Regions from separate parts of the Homo sapiens genome. Here region 2 is linked to region 1. Evidence: read pairs that join two places in POLR2A ChIA-PET (ENCODE). Cell type or tissue: GM12878. All regions are shown on one strand. Each heading gives the region's core, and the rest is flanking DNA. Links, peaks and the distances in the headings are about the cores only.

Evidence for each region. Peaks named below come from ENCODE experiments on the same cell type or tissue, not always from the same donor. Only the 100,000 strongest peaks of a DNase experiment are listed, where the experiment ranks them.
Region 2: POLR2A ChIA-PET joins it to region 1 with 11 read pairs; 3 of 35 experiments call an interaction of 5 or more read pairs at or near these places.

What each region holds. Positions count from the first base shown.
Region 1 is chr4:2,495,977-2,501,348 of GRCh38, forward strand. RNF4 (ring finger protein 4) reads left to right here. Exons shown (of 8, transcript NM_002938.5): 3 at 1,031-1,145; 4 at 4,683-4,762. Among named protein-coding and RNA genes, the nearest start is that of RNF4, 30 kb to the left of the region's middle. In GM12878, for the core only: no CTCF peak of the experiment used is centred there; a DNase peak (open chromatin) is centred at 2,125; H3K4me3 peaks cover 269 bases; H3K27ac peaks cover 1,451 bases.
Region 2 is chr4:2,600,392-2,605,763 of GRCh38, forward strand. All of the region lies in intron 2 of FAM193A (family with sequence similarity 193 member A), which reads left to right. Among named protein-coding and RNA genes, the nearest start is that of FAM193A, 66 kb to the left of the region's middle. In GM12878, for the core only: no CTCF peak of the experiment used is centred there; a DNase peak (open chromatin) is centred at 422; H3K27ac peaks cover 492 bases.

The DNA.
Region 1 (5,372 bases), core at 62-5,061:
TGGGACCAGGCAGACCAGAAATGCTGGAGCATATTGGCAAACCAGCAGCCTAAGGATTTGGAAGAAAGGCTGGTCAGAGTGTCAGTTGCTTATCAACCAGCTGAGAGCCTGAACTTTCCGGAAGACATGGCTCTTGGGTAGCCACTGGGAACAGGCTTAAAACAGCTTTGGTTCTTTGAGTTCTTTGTGGGGAGTGATTGTCTGGTGTGAATCACAGTTGATAGTGCCCTGAAAGGTTCAAGGCCACATTTCCCAGGGGAAGATAAGCTTTCCACAATGTATAGAAACTCAGAAAACTCCAAGTTCTTTATGCTAAGAAACAAAAAGGGCTCAGAAAGGCTGAACACAAAGTCAAGGAAGAGAAATTGATAACTTTTGGTTAAAGGGAAGAGTTTCCAGCCTTTTGGCCAGGGCATCCACTACCAAGTCCAAATCCTGACTTGGCCTCAAGCTTTTGTAAAGGGATGCATCGTGTCCCTTTTGACCTGCTGATAGTTTTTTTGAGATGGAGTCTCACACTGTCACCCGGGCTAGAGTACAGTGACGCGATCTCGCCTCACTGCAACCTCTGCCTCCCAGGTTCAAGTGATTCTCCTGCCTCAGCCTCTGGAGTAGCTGGGATTACAGGTGCCTGCCACCACGCCCAGCTAACTTTTGTATTTTCAGTAGTGATGAGGCTTCACCATGTTGGCCAGGCTGACCTTGAACTCCTCACCTCATGATTCGCCCACCTCAGCCTCCGAAAGTGCTGGGATTACAGGTGTGAGCCACCATGCCCAGCCGACCTGCTGATAGTTTGATAAAACAGAAGTTTTACTTTCTGGAATTTCTACTCATTTTATGTTTTGGATGGTTTCTCTCTCCGTAAGCATTCAGTATTCTTGAATCTCAAGTTTTGAAAGGAGCCCTAACTTCAAGTCTACTCGCTGGCTTCTTAATGAAGTGAACCATTTCTATTGCCCATTTAGTTCTTCCTGAAACCCTGACATTCTGGTGTTCATGTGACTCTTCTTTCCCCCTTGCTACTCAGAGAAAGCGTCGTGGTGGAGCAATAAATTCTAGACAAGCTCAGAAGCGAACTCGGGAAGCAACCTCCACCCCCGAGATCTCCTTGGAAGCAGAACCCATAGAACTCGTGGAAACTGGTAAGATTGCCAGGGACACTACAACTGTGGGGTGTTAAAGTGGAGAGAGAACACTGTACCAGGGTGAGCTAGTAGAAGGTGCTTTCAGTGTCTTTAGAAGGCCTATGCAGTCTCACACTCACCATGTACAACTCAAAGCTTCACAGATTCTGAAATAGCTTCTCAACTGGGCTAACTGTTCAACTCTGGTAATGTGCAGCAGTGGGGTAGGATCCATTTAAAAAAAAATCTAGCGCAAATGAGATAGCCCACCTTTTCTATCTGAAACTGCATCCCCAATTGCTGGACCTTGTAAAGTACTTCGCTTTCCTCTTCTGTTTTTCATTAGGACATGAAATCACCCAAGAAGGCAAACTTGTCCACAGAGCTCCCTGTGTTGGAGCTTGGTATAGGCAGAGGCCAGATTGGATTTCCCCTTCTGCCTGCTCAAGAAGTGGTTGATGGCTGGCCTAAGTCCCTTTGCTCTGCATATATTGTTTTTATAACTAGGATACCTGCAAACTGGCATTTTATTTTTACTTATTTATTTTTGAGATAGAGTCTTGCTCTGTCGCCCAAGCTAGAGTGTAGTGGTGCAGTCTCGGCTCACTGCAAGCTCCACATCCTGGGTTCACGCCATTCTCCTGCCTCAGCCTCCCAAGTAGCTGGGACTATAGGCACCCGCCACCACACCCGGCTAATTTTTTGTATTTTTAATAGAGACAGGGTTTCACCATGTTAGCCAGGATGGTCTCGATCTCCTGACCTTGTGATCCACCCGTCTCGGCCTCCCAAAGTGCTGGTATTACAGGCGTGAGCCACTGCACCCGGCCATGCAAACTCGCGTTTTAAACAGAAGAAACTTAGTGCAAGATAAATTTCATGGGCCCCCCAGGAGAAATGAAGTTCTCTATATGGTCTCTGAGTTTCACTTCTACAAATGAGTTCTTGAAAGCCTTGACTTGAGGCTAGGATCCTGGCTCTAGACCAAAAAGGAACGAACTGCTTTCCGTCATGGCACTTGTCATCCTCTAGGCAGTCTTACCCCTGTGTGTACTTAGGGCTGCCCATTAGAGCACTGTTTTGTTTTTGTTTCTGTTTGAGGCAGAGTTTCGTTCTGTCAGCCAGGTTGGAGTGCAATCGCGTGATCTCGGCTCACTGCAACCTCTGCCTCCCAGGTTTAAGCAAGTCTCCTGCCTCAGCTTCCCAAGTAGCTGGGATCATAGGCGCCCACCACCACACCCGGCTAAATTTTTTTTGTATTTTTAGTAGAGACGGGGTTTCACCATGTCAGTCAGGCTGATCTCGAACTCCTGACCTCAGATTATCCACCTGCCTTGGCCTCCCAAAGTGCTGGGATTACAGGCCTGAGCCACCCGCCTGGCCTAGAGCACTGTTTTTGTAAGAGCCCAGAATTGTGTTCACCAGAAAGAGAATGGTTCAATAAATTGTTGTATATCAGTATATGGACTGTTGGACAGCCCTTCTTTTTAATAAAGAATGCAATAATTTTATATAAATTATATTGTATATGTAAGATTATCACGGTTTTTATTCTTGTGAAACTTTATGATACAAGAAAATAAAACAGGCCAGCCAGATTGCTTGAGCCCAGGAGTACCAGACCAGCCTGGACAACATAGTGAGACCCTGTCTCTATAAATAAAAAAATTAGCCAAGTGTGGGAGGCTGAGGTAGGAGGATCACTTGAGCCTGGAACATTGAGGCTGCAGTGAGCCGTGATCGTGCCACTGCACTCTAGCCTGGGCAACAGCAAGACCCCACCTAAAAAATAAATAAAAGAAGTTACGTTGGGTTGGGCGCCATGGCTGGCTCCTATAATCCCAGCACTTTGGGAGGCCGAGGCGTGCAGATCACCTGAGGTCAGGAGTTCAAGACCAGCCTGGCCAACATGGCGAAACCCCATCTCTACTAAAAATGCAAAAATTAGACGGGCGTGGTGGCGGGCGCCTGTAATCCCAGCTACTTGGGAGGTTGATGCAGGAGAATCACTTGCACCTGGGAGGCAGAGGTTGCAGTGAGCCGAGATCGTGCCACTGCACTCCTGCCTGGACGACAGAGCGAGACTCTGTCTCAAAAAAAAAAAGTTAAATGCATTACAAGACACTTTCCCCAAATATTAGACCAATACTGTTTCTTAAAAAACTTCATTTAGTGTTTTGTTGTTGTTGTTGTTTGTTTGTTTTTGAGATGGAGTTTTGCTCTTGTTGCCCAGGCTGGGGTGCAGTGGCGTGATCTTTGCATCCCGGGGTTCAAGCAATTCTCCTGCCTCAGCCTCCCGAGTAGCTGGGATTACAGGCATGTGCCACCACACCTCGCTAATTTTGTATTTTTAGTAGAAACGGAGTTTCTCCATGTTGGTCAGGCTGGTCTCGAACTCTCAACCTCAGGTGATCCGCCCACCTCAGCCTCCCAAAGTGCTGGGATTACAGGTGTGAACCACTGTGCCTGGCCCATTCCGTGCTTTTTAATATTAATATTAATAGTAATCAGAAATAAAAATGGTTGTGCGTCATTTTTTACTTTATATAAATGGAAGTTGTACGTTAACTGTTTGGTCCATGTCCTTCTCACCTTTATCCTGTGCACATGTAGACATCACAGTATACCCTAAGGGCTGAAAGGCAAGCTTCACAACAGATGCAACCCATTTTGTATGTTGAGGTTCTAGCTATCAGTATATATCACTGTTATTCTCCATCCAACTAGGGAGACAAACTTGAGAGATAAATGGAAATTAAAAGTTTGTCCTTGGCCGGGCACGGTGGCTCACGCCTGTAATCCCAACACTTTGGAAGACTGAAGTGGGTGGATCACAAGGTCAGGAGTTCAAGACCAGCCTGGCCAAGATGGTGAAACCCCATCTCTACTAAAAATACAAACAAAATTAGCCAGGCATGCTGCCAGGCGCCTGTAATCCCAACTACTCGGGAGGCTGAGACAGAGAATTGCTTGAACCCAGGAGGCGGAGGTTGCAGTGAGCCAAGATCGCACCACTGCACTCCAGCCTTGGCGACAGAGCGAGACTCTGTCTCAAAAAAAAAAAAAAAAAAAAAGAATTTGCCCTAGATTAACCGATGAAGTTACTAAGCTAAGCCTGACTTTTGGTCCTTGGGCCAAGTGAGAGTGGTCAGCTTCACCTGCTGGGAGGAGCAGAGGTTTCAGGCTAGTCCATCCCAAAGAGAAAGGCCTGGGGCTGGGCATGCATGGTGCGTTCTCCCAGATGGGGCACAGAGGCATAGCCGTGTGGAAGTGGGATGCCGTGGAATAGAGGTATGCACATGCGCACACATACATAACCCCCCAGGTACATTTGTAAAAACCATACCTCCCCACTCAGAGCAGAATTCTGGAAGGGTGGTTACTGGCTTTCCCTCCTGAGGGAGGTGTTGGTCCTGGTGCTCTTTGCAGTGTATACTTCAGGATTGTTTTAGTTTGGGGTAAGCCTATAACATTAGCAGTCATACTAAAGTGTAGAGGGATACAACCTTACTTTCCTCTTAATCTTAATGCTTGTTGAAATACTTTCTTTTGAAGCTGGAGATGAAATTGTGGACCTCACTTGTGAATCTTTAGAGCCTGTGGTGGTTGATCTGACTCACAATGACTCTGTTGTGGTAAGTGTTGGAGTGTGAGAGTCGGCTGTTTCTTGGGTATGGGTCCCTGGCCAGTGCCAGCATCTGACAGCCTTGGTCACAGACTCCAAGTCAAGGTTACAGCTTATGCTAAAGAAGTTCATGCATCTTGTGGAATTGAGCTTTTAGAAAGAAAATAAACAGTAACAATAATAATAACAAAGAAGTTCATGCATTCAGTGACGAGAGCCCAAAATGAAAAATGTTTCTGGAAAATCATTTGTTATAGCCTTGTCGCCTATGGAGTAGGTCTGTGTAACCTGACCTTGCCACACCTGGGCACAAAAGTGGTTTGGGGAGAATCTCAAGACCCCCACATCTGTCTTCAGTCCCTGATTCCACAGTTTACACCAGCTGTGTGACCTTGGGCATGTGACTTAGCCTCATTCACTTTCCATGAAATGGGGACAGGTCACTCATGTCAGCAGGGCATGGTGTAAGACATCTTACAACAGATGCCGTGTTTGAGTGCCTGACACCTAGAATGGTGCCCAGTCACTGTGAGTGTATGCCCTCCCAACTGAAAGGAAAGGGAACGTTGGCTCAGCACTGCCCATGGGAAATCTCTCAAGTTCCAAAAGTGCCTGCTACT
Region 2 (5,372 bases), core at 278-5,277, 100 kb after region 1:
GTGGCAGAATATTCATGGAGAAAATTGCTGGCCTCAGTTTACTGCTTCCTCTTCATAACTTCATGACTGCAAACCATGCATGGGCATCTAGTGCGTTTTTCTGGCTTAAGTACCTCCCCAAACTCCTTGGCAGGAACCCTTCCTTTTCCTTGCTTCTTAGACTACGTGTACCCTCTTTACCCACCCCTTGCTCAGCTCAGCTATTGACCTTCGTGCTTCAGGGAGAAAATCAAAGTTAACACCTCCCCTGTATCACCCCCAAACCCCCATAGCTGAGGGCATTTTCTCCTCTCTTTCCTCTCCAAGGCCCACCCCCACTGGGCTTTCAGGTGCCCATCTGTTTTCATCTTCTTCAAGACTTTGTCGCTTTGATTATTGTTTTCTTCTGCCTTGGCCCATGACCCATGGAATGCAAATACTCTGGGGCTACCCATTCATGAATGACCCGCCTTTGGCCTCACCTCCCCTTCACAGCCATGTATGTCTCTAGGTAGATTTTAAAGTTGTGGTTCAATTTCTTTAATGGTTAAAATCTTGTCAGGTTAGTTTTGGTAAGTTATATTCTTAGAAATTGTCAAAGTTGCCCACCAGCGTGGCACATGCCTGTAGTTGCGGCTACACAGGAGGCTGAGGCAGGAGGGTCGCTTGAGCCCAGGAGTTCTGGGCTGTTGTGCGGTATGATAGTGCCACTGTACTGCAGTCTGGGCAGCACAGTGAGACCCCGTCTCTTTTAAAACAAGAAAAATTGGCAGAGTTACTGGTATAAAGTTCTGTGTAATGGTCTCTTTTCACTTCTTACCTGATTTGTAGATTTGACTTTTTATTTCTTCTTCTTCTTTTTTTTTTTTTTTTTTTTCCTGAGATGGAGTTTCTCTCTGTCGCCCAGGCTGGAGTGCAGTGGTGCGATCTCAGCTTACTGCAACCTCTGCCTCCCGGGTTCAAGCGATTCTGGTGACTCAGCCTCCCGAGTAGCTGGGACTGTAGGCGCGTACCACCACACCCAGCTAATTTTTTTGTATTTTTAGTAGAGATGGGGTTTCGCCATGTTGGCCAGGCTGTTCTCTAACTCCTGACCTCAGGTGATCCGCCCACCTCGGTCTCCCAAAGTGCTGGGATTACAAGCCTGAGCCACCATACCCGGCTACTTTTTTATTTCTCATATTTGTGCCTTCTTTTTTTTCTTTTAAACTAGTTTTGTTAGAAGTCTGTCAGTTTTGGCCCAGCACAGTGGATCACACCTGTAACCGTAGTCTTTGGGAGGCCGAAGCAGGAGGATTGCTTGAGGCCAGGAGTTCAAGACCAACCTGGCTAACATAGAAAGACTCTGTCTCTATAAAAAAAAAAAAATTATAAACCAAAAAAAAGTCTTGTCAGTTTTGTCTTTCCAAAGAAGCAGCTTTTAACTTTTAAAATACTTGTACTTTGTCTGTTTAATTAATTGTTGCTTTTTATTATTATTATTTTTAAGATAGATTCTCGCTCTGTTGCCCAGGCCGGAATGCAGTGGCGTGATCTTGGCTCACTGTAACCTCCACCTCCCAGGTTCAAGGGATTCTCCTGCCTCAGTCTCCTGGGTAGCTGGGACTACAGGCATGTACCACCGTGCCCAGCTAATTTTTGTATTTTTAGTAGAGACAGAGTTTTGCCATGTTGCCCAGGCTGGTTTCGAACTCCTGACCTCAAGTGATCCTCCTGCTGCGGCCTCCCAAAGTACTGGGTTGACAGGCGTGAGCCACTGCACCCAGGCAATTATTGCTATTTTATATACATACATGTGCTATATATTAATATTTGATTGGTTGATGCTATGGTGAATGTGATTTAAAAAAAAAAAATTTAGAGGCCCGAAAGAGAACAGTGCAAAGTTAGTTTCCTCTGGCTCTCTCTCTTTATCCTCTTTGCCTTCCCAGAGGCCTCCACTATTGGCAGATGCTTGAATCTTCCTCTAGAGATGTTCTGTTCTTTTTTTTTTTTTTTTTTGAGACAGAGTTTCGCTGTTGTCTCCCAGGCTGGAGTGCAGTTGTGTGATCTCGGCTCACTGAAACCTCCACCTCATAGGTTCAAACGATAATCCTGCCTTAGCCTCTGAGTAGCTGGGATTACAGGCACGTGCCATCAACCCAGCTAATTTTTGCATTTTTAGTACAGATGGGGTTTCACCATGTTGGCCAGGCTGTTCTTGAACTCCTGACCTCAGGTGATCCACCCACCTTGGCCTCCCAAAGTGCTAGGATTAGAGGCATGAGGCTGGCCATGTTTTTCGTTTTGATGTTTTTGTTTTTGTTTTGTGACGGAATCTCGCTCTGTTGCCCAGGCTGGAGTGCAGTGGCGCGATCTCAGCTCACTGCAAGCTCAGCCTCCCGGGTTCACACCATTCTCCTGCCTCAGCCTCCCAAGTAGCTGGGACTACAGGCGCCCACCACCACGCCCGGCTAATTTTTTGTATTTTTAGTAGAGATTGGGTTTCACCATGTTAGCCAGGATTGTCTGGATCTCCTGACCTTGTGATCCGCCCGCCTCGTCCTCCCAAAGTGCTGGGATTACAAGTGTGAGCCACTGCACCCGGCCTTTTTTTTTTTTTTTTTTTTTTTTTTTGAGACGAAGTCTCGCTCTATTGCCCAGGCTGGAGTGCAGTGGCGCCATCTCAGCTCACTGCAGGCTCCGCCTTCTGGGTTCACGCCATTCTCCTGCCTCAGCCTCCTGAGTAGCTGGGATTACAGGCGCCCACCACCATGCCTGGCTAATTTTGTGTGTATATATATATGTATATATATATATTTTTTAGTAGAGACGGGGTTTCACCGTGTTAGCCAGGATGGTCTCAGTCTCGTGACCTGCCCACCTCGGCCTCCTGATTGCTGGGATTATAGGTGTGAGCCACCGCGCCTGGCTTTTTTTGTTTTTTTTTTTGAGATGGAGTTTCACGCTTGTTGCCCAGGCTGGAGTTCAATGGCGTGATTTCGGCTCAACGCAACCTCCGCCTCTTGGGTTCAAGCCATTCTCCTTCCTCAGCCGCCCTAGTAGCTGGGATTACAGGTATGCACTACCACGCCCAGCTAATTTTTTTTTTTTTTTTTTTTTTTGAGACGGAGTCTTGCTCAGTCACCCAGGCTGGAGTGCAGTGGTGCGATCTCGGCTCACTGCAAGCTCCGCCTCCTGGGTTCACACCATTCTCCTGCCTCAGCCTCCCAAGTAGCTGGGACTACGGGTGCATGCCACCACGCCTGACTAATTTTTTTTTGTATTTTTAGTAGAGACGGGGTTTCACCATGTTAGCCAGGATGGCCTCGATCTCCTGACCTCGTGATCTGCCCACCTTGGCCTCCCAAAGTACAGGTGTGAGTCACTGCACCCGGCCAATTTTCATTATTTTCTAGTTTTTATTATTTCTGTTTTCACCCGTGAATTATTTAGAAGTACGTGTAAGTATCCAAACACATATCTCTTGAATTATTATTATTATTATTTTGAGACGGAATTTCACTCTGTCACCCAGGCTGGAGTGTAGTGGCACGATCTTGGCTCACTGCAACCTCTGCCTTCTGGGTTCAAGTGATTCTCATGCCTCAGCCTTCTGAGCAGCTGGGATTACAGGCGTGTGTCACCATGCCCAGCTAATTTTTGTATTTTTAGTAGAGACGGGGTTTTACCATGTTGGCCAGGCTGGTCTCAAACTCCTGACCTCAGGTGATCCGCCCGCCTCACCCTCCCAACTTGCTGAAATTACAGGGGTGAGCCACCACGGCCAGCCACTTGAATTACTTTTAATCATGTTGACTTTTAATTTAATGCTGTTATAGTTGAAAATCATGGTCTGTATGATAGTGATTCCTTATTAATCACTGTATTTGCTGTATTTGCTAGTTCTAATACATAGTTACTTTTTTAAATTATTCTGTTTGTGCTGGAAAATAATGTTTTCTCTGGGTTTAGGTGGAAGGCTCAGGACCTCATTAATTGTGTTCTTAAATCCTTCTGTGTTTCCGTGGTTTTATTGCTTTTTTGGTGCTTAATCTGTCAATTTCTGAGTGTTATTTAAAATGTCCTACTATGAATGTGTCTTTTTCCTGTCTTCCTTAAAAAGTTTGTTTTGCTTTACATATTTCAAGAGTGCTGGGTAGAATACAGGTTGAAATTATTATTAAGTCTTTAAGTCTTGGCGTATCATTCCTGTTACTGCACGGACCCCATCTGTGGTCGTGCCTTTCTCCTGAAGGGCGTTGTTTTCTGTTTGTTTAGCTATGGGAGCTCCCTCCCATTCTTTTTTTTGCACATCTGCACATCCTTTTAATTTTGATTTCTTTGTGTTAGTCTGTTTAGGTGTTCTTATGCAGTATATATAGAGGTAGACTTTACGTGGTTTTAATTGAGAGTCTGCTTTTTTTCTTTTTTCTTTTTCCTTTTTTTTTTTTTTTTTTTTTTTGGTGGCAAGGCCTCTCTCTGTCACTCAGGCTGGAGTGCAGTGGTGCGAAAACAGCTCACTGCAGCCTCGACCTCCTGGGCTCAAGTGATTCTCCCAGCTTAGCCTCCTGAGTAGCTGGGATTACAGCTGCACGCCAACAGTCCTGGATGATTTTTTTTTTTTTTTTAAATTTTTTGTAGGGATGGGTCCCTACTGTGTTGCCCAGGCTGATCTTGAACTCCGGCGCCCAAGCAATCCTACCACCTTGGCCTCTCCAAGTGCTGGCATTACAGGTGTGAGCCACCATGCCCAGGCGAGAGTCTGCATCTTAATGGTGAAATCAATCCTCATCACTTACTGTAATGGTTAATATATGTGGGGTAATTTCTGCTACCATGCAGGTCAAAAATCAAGCGTTGCTGTTAACCCAGATCCCTTCTTGAACCCCTTCTAGTCATTACCCTCTTGCAGCAAGTTCACACTTGCCGGCTGCTCCTAGTCCTCACTCTTACTGTTCTTTGTTAGTTATATCACCTAAGCATCTACCCACAAATACTGTAGTACAGTTTTCCTGGTGTTTTGAATTTTACAGAAATGTAATCGTACTGTGTGTTATTTTATGTCTTACTTATTTTGCTCAGCATTATGTTTGAGAGTCATAAATCTTGTTTCTCTATTTTCATTGCTAGATGCCATCCTCCTTTGTGAACATGTTGCATTTTAGTTGTTTCCAAATCTTGCTGATTGTGGAGCACACATGACATTCTGTTGTCTATAAATAGAAGGAATTGCTGAGCCATAGGTGGTTTATATACTTGACTGATTCCATGTTAAGATCAGTAGCATGTTTTTAAATGAAAACTATTTTCCAAAAACAAGAATGGTTTAGTAAGTAGGGCCGGACACGGTGGCTCACGCCTGTAATCCCAGCACTTTGGGAGGCCAAGATGGGCGGATCACCTGAGGTCAG